Linked DNA regions of Homo sapiens: region 2 is linked to region 1. Evidence: read pairs that join two places in POLR2A ChIA-PET (ENCODE). Cell type or tissue: endothelial cell of umbilical vein. All regions are shown on one strand. Each heading gives the region's core, and the rest is flanking DNA. Links, peaks and the distances in the headings are about the cores only.

Region 1 (5,384 bases), core at 89-5,088:
TGGTATAAATTCTTACTCTTTTAAAATAAAGATTAAATTCCAGCTAAAAATTCTCCAGATATGGCAGTATATTGCTCTTTGAATTGAATTGAGGAAGGGCGAGGGTGAGAGACATAAAAGACGAAAACAGCAAAAGGAAGAAAAAAAGGGAAGGAAAAAAGGTAAAAAGAAAAAGAGGAAAATAGGTCGGACACAGTGGCTCACACCTGTAATCCCAGAACTTTGGGAGGCCGAGGCGGGGGGATCACTTGAGGTCAAGAGTTCGAGACCAGCCTGGCCAACATGGTGAAACCCTGTCTCCACTAAACATACAAAAATTAGCCAGGCATGGTGGCAGGCACCTGTATTCCCAGCTACTTGGAAGACTGAGACAGAAGAATCACTCAAACCCAGGAGGCGGAGGTTGCAGTGTGCAGAGATCACACCACTGCACTCCAGCCTGGGCGACACAGTGAGACTCCATCTTAAAAAAAAAAAGGCAGGGCGCAGTGGCTCACTCCTGTAATCCCAGCACTTTGGGAGGCCGAGGCGGGTGGATCACGAGGTCAGGAGTTCAAGACCAGCCTGACCAAGATGGTGAAACCCCATCTCTACTAAAAATACAAAAAAAAAAATTAGCCGGGCGTGGTGGCAGGTGCCTGTAATCCCAGCTACTTGGGAGGCTGAGGCACAGAATTGCTTGAACCCAGGAGGCAGAGGCTGCAGTGAGCCGAGACCACGCCACTGCACTCCAGCCTGGGCAACAGAGTGAGACTCCGTCTCAAAAAAAAAAAAAAAAAAGTGACATGAATAAAATGTTTAAAAAATTACAAATCATCATACTGCCATTTATCAGTACAACTAAACCTAATAACAGCATATACTTCTGGAGAAGAAAACTTTGGAATTATCTTCAAGGAAAATGAATGTTGAACTTCCATGATACTTTATACGTATTTTTCACAGTATAGAAAATTATTCACTTCCTAACCATTATAAACAAAAAAGATAAAAATAATAGAAGGAAGACATTTTACTATTTAAGTCTGCATGACAAAAAGAAAATTTATTTTTGTATTATTTTCAATTCTAATTTGTCAAAAGGATATATGTAAATAGGAATATAGATCTTCTATAAACAGGTTTATCTGCATACATAATATCTAATAAACAATTAAAATATTTAAAATGCACCATTTAATTTATTAAAGCCCCCCCACCCCTTTTTTTTTCTTTTGAGACGGAGTCTCGCTCTGTCGCCCAGGCTGGAGTGCAGTGGTGCGATTTCGGCTCACTGCAACTTCAGCCTCCCAGGGTCGAAGTAATTCTCCTACCTCACCCTCCTGAGTAGCTGGGATTACAGGTGCACACCACCACGCCAAGCTAATTTTTGTATTTTTAGTAGAGACAGGGTTTTACCATGTTGGTCAGGCTGTTCTCAAACTCCTGACCTCGTGATCCACCCACCTCAGCCTCCCTAAGCGCTGGGATTACAGGTGTGAGCCACCACGCCCAGCCTTATTGAAGCCATTTTAAACTACCTTGTATTCTAAAATTTAAAAGGGCTAGGATTCAAAATTGAAATCACTGAGAAGTAAATTCAAAATGAAAAATACACAAAATTCTTGGGTTGGACACTTTTCAGTAGCTTTTCAGTTACTTGCTATGGAATATAAAGAGCATTCACTTTTACAAAAATCTAAAATAAAATATTATAAAGCTTGATTAATTTAAGGTTCTCATCTTTTGATTTGAACACAAACTTCAAAGTAAAAGAGGAAATATATAAGTAAAAGTCAATTATATGGTTACAGTGTACAATGAAGTTTCAATAATCGCTTTATGTCTTAATGCCTTCTATAAACTATATCTATTCCCTCTGAAAAGCTTTGGATTATATTATCCTCTTAAATCTAGGCTGCTAGTTTTCTCTGGCACATAATCACTGCCTGTAGCCCTCTCTCTTAAAGACAGTGTCATTATCAGGCTAGGCGCGGTGGTTCATGCCTGTAATCCCAGCACTTTGGGAGACCGAGGCAGGTGGATCACCTGAGGTCAGGAGTTCGAGACCAGCCTGACCAGTATGATGAAACCCCATCTCTACTAAAAATACAAAAATTAGCCAGGCATGGTGGCGTGTGCCTGTAGTCCCAGCTACTCAGGAGGCTGAGACAGGAAAATTGCTTGAACCTGGGAGGTGGAAGTTGCAGTGAGCCAAGATCATGCCACTGCACTCCAGAATGGGCAACAGAGCGAGACTCCATCTCAAAAAAAAAAAAAAAGTGTCATTATCATTTGGTGACATCAAACTTTACCATCAGAATCACCCAGATGACTTGTTAAAACACAATTTTTTAGGTTCTACCCTCAGAGTTGCTCATTCAGTAGGTCTGGAGTGGGGCCCAAGAATTTGCATTTCTAGTAAGTACCCAGGTGATAATGCTGCTGATCTGGGACCAACCTTGGAGAACCACTGACTTAAACCGTTTGTAACACAGTTAGGAGGCCAAAAACAAAAAACAAAGCAAAACAAAACAAAAAGCAGGAAACAGTCTGTTAAGGAGCAAGGAAAAGAACAGTCCCAGAGGCCGGGCGCAGTGGCTCAGGCCTGTAATCCTAGCACTTTGGGAGGCCGAGACGGGTGGATCACTTGAGGTCAGGAGTTCTTAACCAGCCTGGCCAACATGGTAAAACCCCCATCTCTACTAAAAATATAAAAAAATTAGCCAGGTGTGGTGGCAAGCGCCTGTAATCCCAGCTACTCTGGCTCAGGCAGGAGAACTGCTTGAACCTGAGAGGTAGAGGTTGTGGTGAGTCGAGATCATGCCACTGCACTCCAGCCTGAATGACAGAGCAAAATTGCCTCAAAAAAAAAAAGAAAAAGAAAGAAGCAAAGAATAGTCCCAGAACCCTACCTCTTTTTTTTCCCCAAAGTGTTGAGATTACAGGTGTGAGCTATCGCGTCCAGCCCCAGAACCCTACCCTTTTTACTCCACAGAAGTTTGGAGTCTTATACAGGCCTTCAAGCTGACAGACGAGTACATACTAGCTTTTTGATTCTCTTCCAAATTCCTTAGTTATGACTATACTTTTGGCAGTCTCCTGATAAAATAAAATCTACCAATATATTTCAGTTCAATCACATGTTTGGGAAATACCTACTTCCCATCAAGTCTAAACTGCTGTAAAGGAGAATATAGGAAAAACAAATAAAACCAAGTTTCTACCCACAATGTACTTCCAATCTCGTTAGGGTACAAGACCAGCTTGTACACAAGCTGTGTTATGTTCACAAAAACAGCTAAGAAAAGATAGTGCAGTACTAATAAACGAGGATTCAAGTGATAAAATCAAATATTTGTATTTGTTCATTTAACAATATTAACTAAACACCTACTTTGTGCCTGGCAGTTATTGGTACTGGGACTAAAGTAGTGACAAAACAAAACAGAGCTAACAATCCAGTGAATGAAACATATGTTGCCTAAGACATATGTGTACCAGTAGCATATGTTATATTTACTTAGAACCAGAAACACAGTTGCAGGCAAAAGCAGTGAATATAAAAATAAACACAAAAAGCAACTGGATGCCTATTTAACTCTGGAGTCAAGTAGAGAACTGATGTTCAACTTTAAAACTGCTTGCTTGCTTGCTTATTCATTTATTTGTTTATTTATTTGAGACAGGGTCTCGCTCTGTTGCCCAGGCTGGAGTGCAGTCATAGCTCACAGCAGCCTCGAAATCCTGAACTCAATCAATTCTCCCGCCTCAGCCTCCCAAGTTGCTGGGACTATAGGCGCATACGACCACATGCAGCTGATTTTAATCTTTTTGGTAGAGACAGGGTCTTGCTATGTTGCCAGGCTGGTCTCGAACTCCTAGCCTCAAGCAATCCTCTCACCTTGGCCTCCCAAAGTGCTGGAAATACATGCATAAGCCACTGCACCAAGCCTAAAAACTGTATTCTAATCTGGTATTTATTCTACAGCTAGTTTTACTTTTTTTTTGAGACAGTCTCACTCTGTTGCCCAGGCTGGAGTACAGTGGCGTGATCTCGGCTCACTGCAACCTCCACCTCCCGGGTTCAAGCAATTCTCCTATGTCAGCCTCCAGAGTAGCTGGGATTACAGGCACCCGCCACTGCGTCTGGCTAATTTTTGTATTTTTAGTAGAGACAGGGTTTCACCGTGTTGGCCAGGCTGGTATCAAACTCCTGACCTCGGGTGATCTGCCTGCCTCGGCCTCCCAAAATGCTGGGATTACACGCGTGAGCCACCGCACCCGGCCTAGTTTCACATTTTAACAAACTAGTCAGTCTCCTGAAATTTTCCTAATAAATAAAATTACTGTACCATTTTATTTATTTACCTATTGTCACATTTCAAAAAAAGATAAGATGTGAACTTATGGATTATATTGAAAATAAAGATAAATTTCATTTTATGTTTTTTAGAGATGAGGGTCTCTCTTTGCTGCCAGGTTAGGAGTACAGTGGCATGATCATAGTTCACTACAGCCTTGAACTCCCGGGCTCAAGTGATCCTTCTAGATAACATTTTACCTCTGAAATGCTATAGGAGATACTGGTATATTCTTTCAAAAGCAATCTCTCCATCCCTAAATGTAAGATTACAAACATAGATTTTCGTATACAGAAAACCCTCAACTGCCCAAATTCTCACTTAAAGCACTAAATTAATTACACCCACATTATCACCTTATGGCAGCTTATAAATAAATGTACATCAGTAGGTTTCTTGAGATCCCAAAGGCTCCCTCAGAACTCGAATCAGTCAGTTAAATTCCCTCAGCACATCTTCCTATCTTTCACCTCTTTATAAATGTTCCTTATGTTTGCTCAAAGGGCTAGAAATTCCATTTTTTTTTAATTTACACACACACACACACACACACACACATATATATGCAGTTAGCCCTTCATATCCATGAGTTCTACACCTGCAGATTCAGTCAACCATCTATCAAAAACATTCAATAAACAATAAATACAAAATTTTAAAAATACAGTATAACAACTTTTCACAGCATTTACATTAAGTATTATAAATAATCTAGAGATGATTTAAAGTATATGGGAGGGTGTGCATAGTTTATATGCAAATACTACACCACCTTATATAAGAAAATTGGAACTTGAGCATCCACAGTTTTTTGTATTGGATGGGGGAGTTCCCGGAACCAATACCCTACAGACATCAAAGGATAACTGTATATGTACATATACACATATGTAGAAGAAAAGAGAGAATAAGATATCAATCAAGGGAGGAATTCTGCAGATTTACGGTATGAGACAGTATGATATTCATAGATTTAACATTCATGGTTACCACTGTTTTGAGAGCTACCCAGAAGATACTTTGTTAAGGCAATGGAGAAGC
Region 2 (5,384 bases), core at 78-5,077, 94 kb before region 1:
AGGGAAAGGCAGACCCACCCTTAATCAGGTGGGCACCATCTAATCAGCCACCAGCGAATATAAAACAGGCAGAAAAATGTGAAGTGACAAAATGGGCCTAGCTTCCCGGCCTACATCTTTCAACCATGCTGAATGCTTCCTGCCCTCAAACATCAGACTCCAAGTTTTGGAACTTGGACTGGCTTTCCTTGCTCCTGAGCTGGCAGATGGCCTATTGTGAGACCTTGTGAGTTTAAGAATTAATACTTAATAAACTCCCATATATATATAATATGTATACACACACACACACACACATATATATATATATCTTACTAGTTCTGTCCCTCTAAAAGAACCGTGACTAATACAGTATTCAACGAAGCAAGATGAGGAAAATAACTGCTTGGTTAAAGTGGACAGTCCCTAATTAGAGGTTAGTTGGCAGTTTCTGATTGGTTAAGTTTCATTTTACTGTGTACATTGTGCTTACATAAGAACCCAAGGTGCTGGAGGTGTCTCAGCCTAATGGCTCCCAATTAATTATTTTAACAGGGAAATTGCAAAATAGGAATGAAGGACTAAAGACAGTTGTGGCAGAGAGAATTTGTTGGCTGGAATTTGTTATTTCCTATAGAGGCAGAAAAGTGAGATACTTTTTCTCAACATCCCTTAAACGTAGAGGAGGCCAACATTCTGGCCAATGAGATATGTGGGAAGTCTGTTGGAGGGCCTCTGGGAAGATTTCCTTTGCTGTCTGTATACAGTCAGCTTGGGCTTCCATAACAAAATATGATAGACTGGGTGACTTAAATAAACAAATTTTATTTTTCAGTCTGAAGGCTAGAAGTCCAAGATCAAGATGCCACCATGGTTGAGTTCTGGTGAGGCTCTCTTTATGGCTTACAGATAGCTCCCTTCTTGCTGTGTCCTCATCTGGCAAGGGGAGGCCAGGGGAGGGGAGGGGAGGGGAGGCAGTTCTACATGACACAAAATGCATGAGAGGTAGTTCTACATGACAAAGAATTGTCCCACTTAAAATGCCAAAATGCTTAAGAAACACTGATGTGACTGGTTCTCTATCAAAATAATGACAGACTATCTGGAAATATGCGAGGAAAATACTAACATTATTGATATAAGACCCTGAAATGGAAATTTAAGTAGTCTAAAAGTATAGAAATTAAATTGTAACGGCAAAACCAAAGACGCAGACAAAGAATGGGGAAAGGGAAAGTAACAGCATCTTTAAGCATCACTTATTTTGGAGAGGCACAGGAAGTGAATGTATTCTAAAAATCACATTTTTTTGTTTCAGGTTGGTAGGGGGTTAGTGAAGATTAGAGTGATTCTGTTTTTTCATAGAGTAGCAGGAAGATATCTGATTATGAATGAAGATAATTTTGAAAGAGAAACGCACAGTAGAAATCCCACATTAACATGAGAAAGACAGGAAGTGAATAATGACTTCATCAATCCAGCAAAAACGAAAAGAAACAATGAAGTAAAATAATGAACATAATAAAACAAAACCAGTGAACACCCAATATATCCACTGAAAGAAACTACCAGCCAGTTTCTTTCCTGGAAGACCTAGAAATAGGCAGCTTACAGGAAACACACTTAAAATGAAGGAATAAAGAAAAGTTGAAAGTAGAGACCCTTAAATAAAACAGTAAGACTAATCTATGAATATGCATGCTAAAGCTCCAAATAAAAGACTAGCAACTGAAACAAGGACTTATATGAAAACAACAACATATATGACCAAATAGGGTTTATTTCAAGGAGGCAAGCATGTTTTAATGTCAACTTCATACACACAATTGGTTAGTCAACAGCTTAAAGAAGAGTAACTCATGATCACATCAAAAGATGCTAAGAAGGCATTTGATGAAATTCAGCAGCCATTCTTTAAACCTGGAAAAACAGGAAAGAACCTATTTAAATAAAATAGAGATTATTTACCAAATAACAAGTAAAATACTCTAAATAACTAAATACCAAAACCATTTCCACTAAAGTTAATAATAGACAGGGAGGCCTACTTTTACCATTATAACTCAACACCACATTGGAGTTTCTAGACAACAAAAATTTCAAAAAAAGAATCAGTCAAACATTGAAAAAGACAAGATCAAATTATTTTTGTGAATGTCCCAATTGTATTTCTAAACATCTCGAGACTCTAGTGAAAACCTGCTATAATTCATGAGATTTAGTAAGCATTTACAATGTTTGTTGTATATAAGCATACAAAAACAGATTTTCTCTGTGTATTTTAAAATGTATTTTCTTAAATTTTTTTTTTTTTTTTTAAGAGATGGGGTTTTGCTATTTTGCCCAGGCTGGTCTGGAACTCCTGGGCTCAAGCAATCCTCCTACCTCAGCCTCCCAATGTGCTGGGATTACAGGCATGAGCCATGCACCTGGCTCCTCTCTTTATTTGTAATAAGCTCTTATAAATGAAAATGGTCACAATAGTGACCAAAATAAGAACATATTAAAAATTTTTTAAAGGCAAAGAACTTAAACTCTCAAATCTTACTAAAGATATAAATAAGATCCAAACAGAAAATGATATGTTGTTCTCAGATGGGAAGACAGTATTGTGGGTCAAACTTCCCCAAATTAATATGTAAATTTAATGTAATTTTAACTCCTAATTGGATTAAATTATTACAAACTTCAAATGCTGAGGATAGCCAACAAAGGCAGTAAAAAGAACAGTGGGCAGGGGCTTGGGAAGCGGAAAAGCTCTCCTGACCATATTATAAGGCCACCAATAACTGAATCCATATGATATTGTCATATGAAAGGAGAATTGTAAGTGAAACAGCATGGCATATTGAGAAATAAACCTCATTAAATATATAAATTTAATATATGACAATGCTGGTGTTTCAATTCATTGGGAAAAGGTTGTTTAATAGAGTGCTACACTGGCAACCCACTTGGAAGAAATTTAGTTGGACTGTTTGCATTCTACACACACACACACACACACACACACACACACACACACACACACAAATGGAGTAAAGACATAAATGTAGAAAACCAAAACCAAAAAACAAAAAATGTAGAAGCCATTCTAGCGGCCTATACATGCCACCCAGGAATGGAAACCTTCTTAATCAATAAAGAATACTTCCAAAAGCTTATAGTCACAAATGCCTATATTTTATATATAAGTATACTTGAAGATCTACTAATAAAAAGTTTTTCGGGTTTGTTTTTTTTGGGACATGATCTCACTGTCGCCCAGGCTGGAGTGCAGTGGAGCGATCTGGACTCCACCTGCTGGGCTCAAGCCATTCTCCTACCTCAGCCTCCAGGGTAACTGTTGTGCCACCATGCTCAGCTAGTATTTTAAAAATTGTATGTAGAAACGAGGTCTCACTATGTTGCCCATGCCAGTCTCAAACTCCTGGGCTCAAGCGATACTCCTGCCTCAGCCTTCCAACGTGCTGAAATTACAGGCGTGAGCCACCCTGCCAAGCCCTAATATAAAGTTTTAAATGAGAAAAGGTATTATAAACATGGTCAACAAAAATAATATAGTTTTGGAGAAAAACACTGGCAAATAGTAAGAAAAAGGGTTTACATGTAGTATAAAAAGAGCACCTGCAAATTTTAAAAAACACAGTGGAACATGGGCAAAACTTTAATAAAATAACAAAATAAACATTTTAAAATGCAAATATGCAATTCACTCAAGTGAAATTCAAAAGGCAAAGTTTTATTTGGAAAAAGTACTTTTGAATGTGGTCAACAGACAACTTACAAGAGTTGGAAAAAAATGTTTGCATCCAAGATAAGAAAATCTGAACATATATTGTACAACATACAAAATGCTTTCACAAACTAGTTAACTAAAAAGACAAACGGTACAAACATATGGACCAAAAATAAGAAAAATTTAAAAATGTATATAAAAGTATAACTACGAATATTTGTGGTAGGCAGAATTCTAAGATGGCCCCCATGAACTCTGCCCCTCATGTTACTTCCATGGTTGATGTTACATTGCAGGGCAGAGGGACTTGGCAGATGTAATTAAAGCTACTAATCAGTTGACCTTAACAATCTGGGTGTGCTTAAACTAGTCACAAGAGCCCTTTAAAAGCAGTTTTCTCTGGCTGGTAGAAGTAGAGTCAAAGTATAAAAATAATTTGATGCACCCTGGCAAGCTTTGAAGGTGGAAGGGACCACGTGCAAGGACCACGGAGCAACCTCTAAAGGATCAGATTTGACAGTCAGCTAGGAGACAGGGACCTCCATCCTCTGACTTTAATGAGGCTGGAAGCGAATTCCTCCTCAGAGCTTTAGTTGAGTACCCACCCTGGAAGACACTTTCATTTCAGCCTTGTTGGGCCTTGAACAGACAGCCCAGTTGAGTTTCCCTGGAGTTCTAACCTACAGAACTTTGAATAGATAATTCAGTTCTGAGTGCAATCCAGATGACCAAAACATTTGAAAAGATGTCTACATTTATAGTAGTCAGGAAAATGGAAATTAAAATAACACTGAAAAATCACTACATCCACCAGGATTTTTTTCTTTTTTCTACGTATTTTTTAATGTTACAATAGTTATTGCCATGAGTATTAAGGGAAAAGTGTTTTTATACATTTACTGATGGAAATAAAAACTGTTCCGGCCACTTTGGGAAACAATCTGTCAATATTTATTTAAAAATTTAAATATACATACTCCTCAATGCAGCAATCCTACTCCAGGGAATCTATTCCGCAGACGTAAAACCATCATGGTGACAAACATATACACAGGAATGTTTATTGTAATAATAAAAAGGAAATAAGAGCTATGATAGACTTAGAGAAATTCTCATCCTACATTGTTAAATGAGAAATGTGAGATGCAGAGAACGTACATGATCCCATTTATTTAAAGCAAACTGCCCACCAAAATATCTTCTCATTAACGTTAGACTGTATATGTTTACTGATAAATTTGAGAGACCTTTAAAAATTTGTAAGGTGCTCATGATACACATTATATTAGAAAAAGCAAGTGCAGCATAATATGTAGAATAAAACCCCATATGTAATAACTGGGTATACACATTTGTATGAATAATTAGAAAGATACATATCAGGGAGGTAGGAATGAAGGGGTATGATGGGACATGCTTCGTTTTGCCATTATGAATCTTTATGCATTGTTTTTTGCATTTAAATTCATTTCTGTCACTTTCTTAACCTGAAAAACATCAAATCATCCCCCTTCCCTGCTCTATTTTTTTTCCCTCTGCACTTATCACTAATATTCCCTATATTTTCACTTGTTCCCCCACCTGGAATGTGCTGCATCAGGTGAAGTTTTTGTTTACTGCTGACTGCCAGCAACTAGAACTGTGTGGCATATAGCTGGCACTCAAA

The links. Peaks named below come from ENCODE experiments on the same cell type or tissue, not always from the same donor. Only the 100,000 strongest peaks of a DNase experiment are listed, where the experiment ranks them.
Region 2: POLR2A ChIA-PET joins it to region 1 with 5 read pairs; 3 of 35 experiments call an interaction of 5 or more read pairs at or near these places.

Annotation. Positions count from the first base shown.
Region 1 is chr2:36,928,186-36,933,569 of GRCh38, forward strand. The region is part of intron 1 of STRN (striatin); the gene reads right to left. Among named protein-coding and RNA genes, the nearest start is that of STRN, 36 kb to the right of the region's middle. In endothelial cell of umbilical vein, for the core only: no CTCF peak of the experiment used is centred there; a DNase peak (open chromatin) is centred at 3,046; H3K27ac peaks cover 1,342 bases.
Region 2 is chr2:36,833,998-36,839,381 of GRCh38, forward strand. STRN (striatin) reads right to left here. Exons shown (of 18, transcript NM_003162.4): 18 at 3,701-5,384. Among named protein-coding and RNA genes, the nearest start is that of STRN, 130 kb to the right of the region's middle. In endothelial cell of umbilical vein, for the core only: no CTCF peak of the experiment used is centred there; no DNase peak of the experiment used is centred there; H3K27ac peaks cover 254 bases.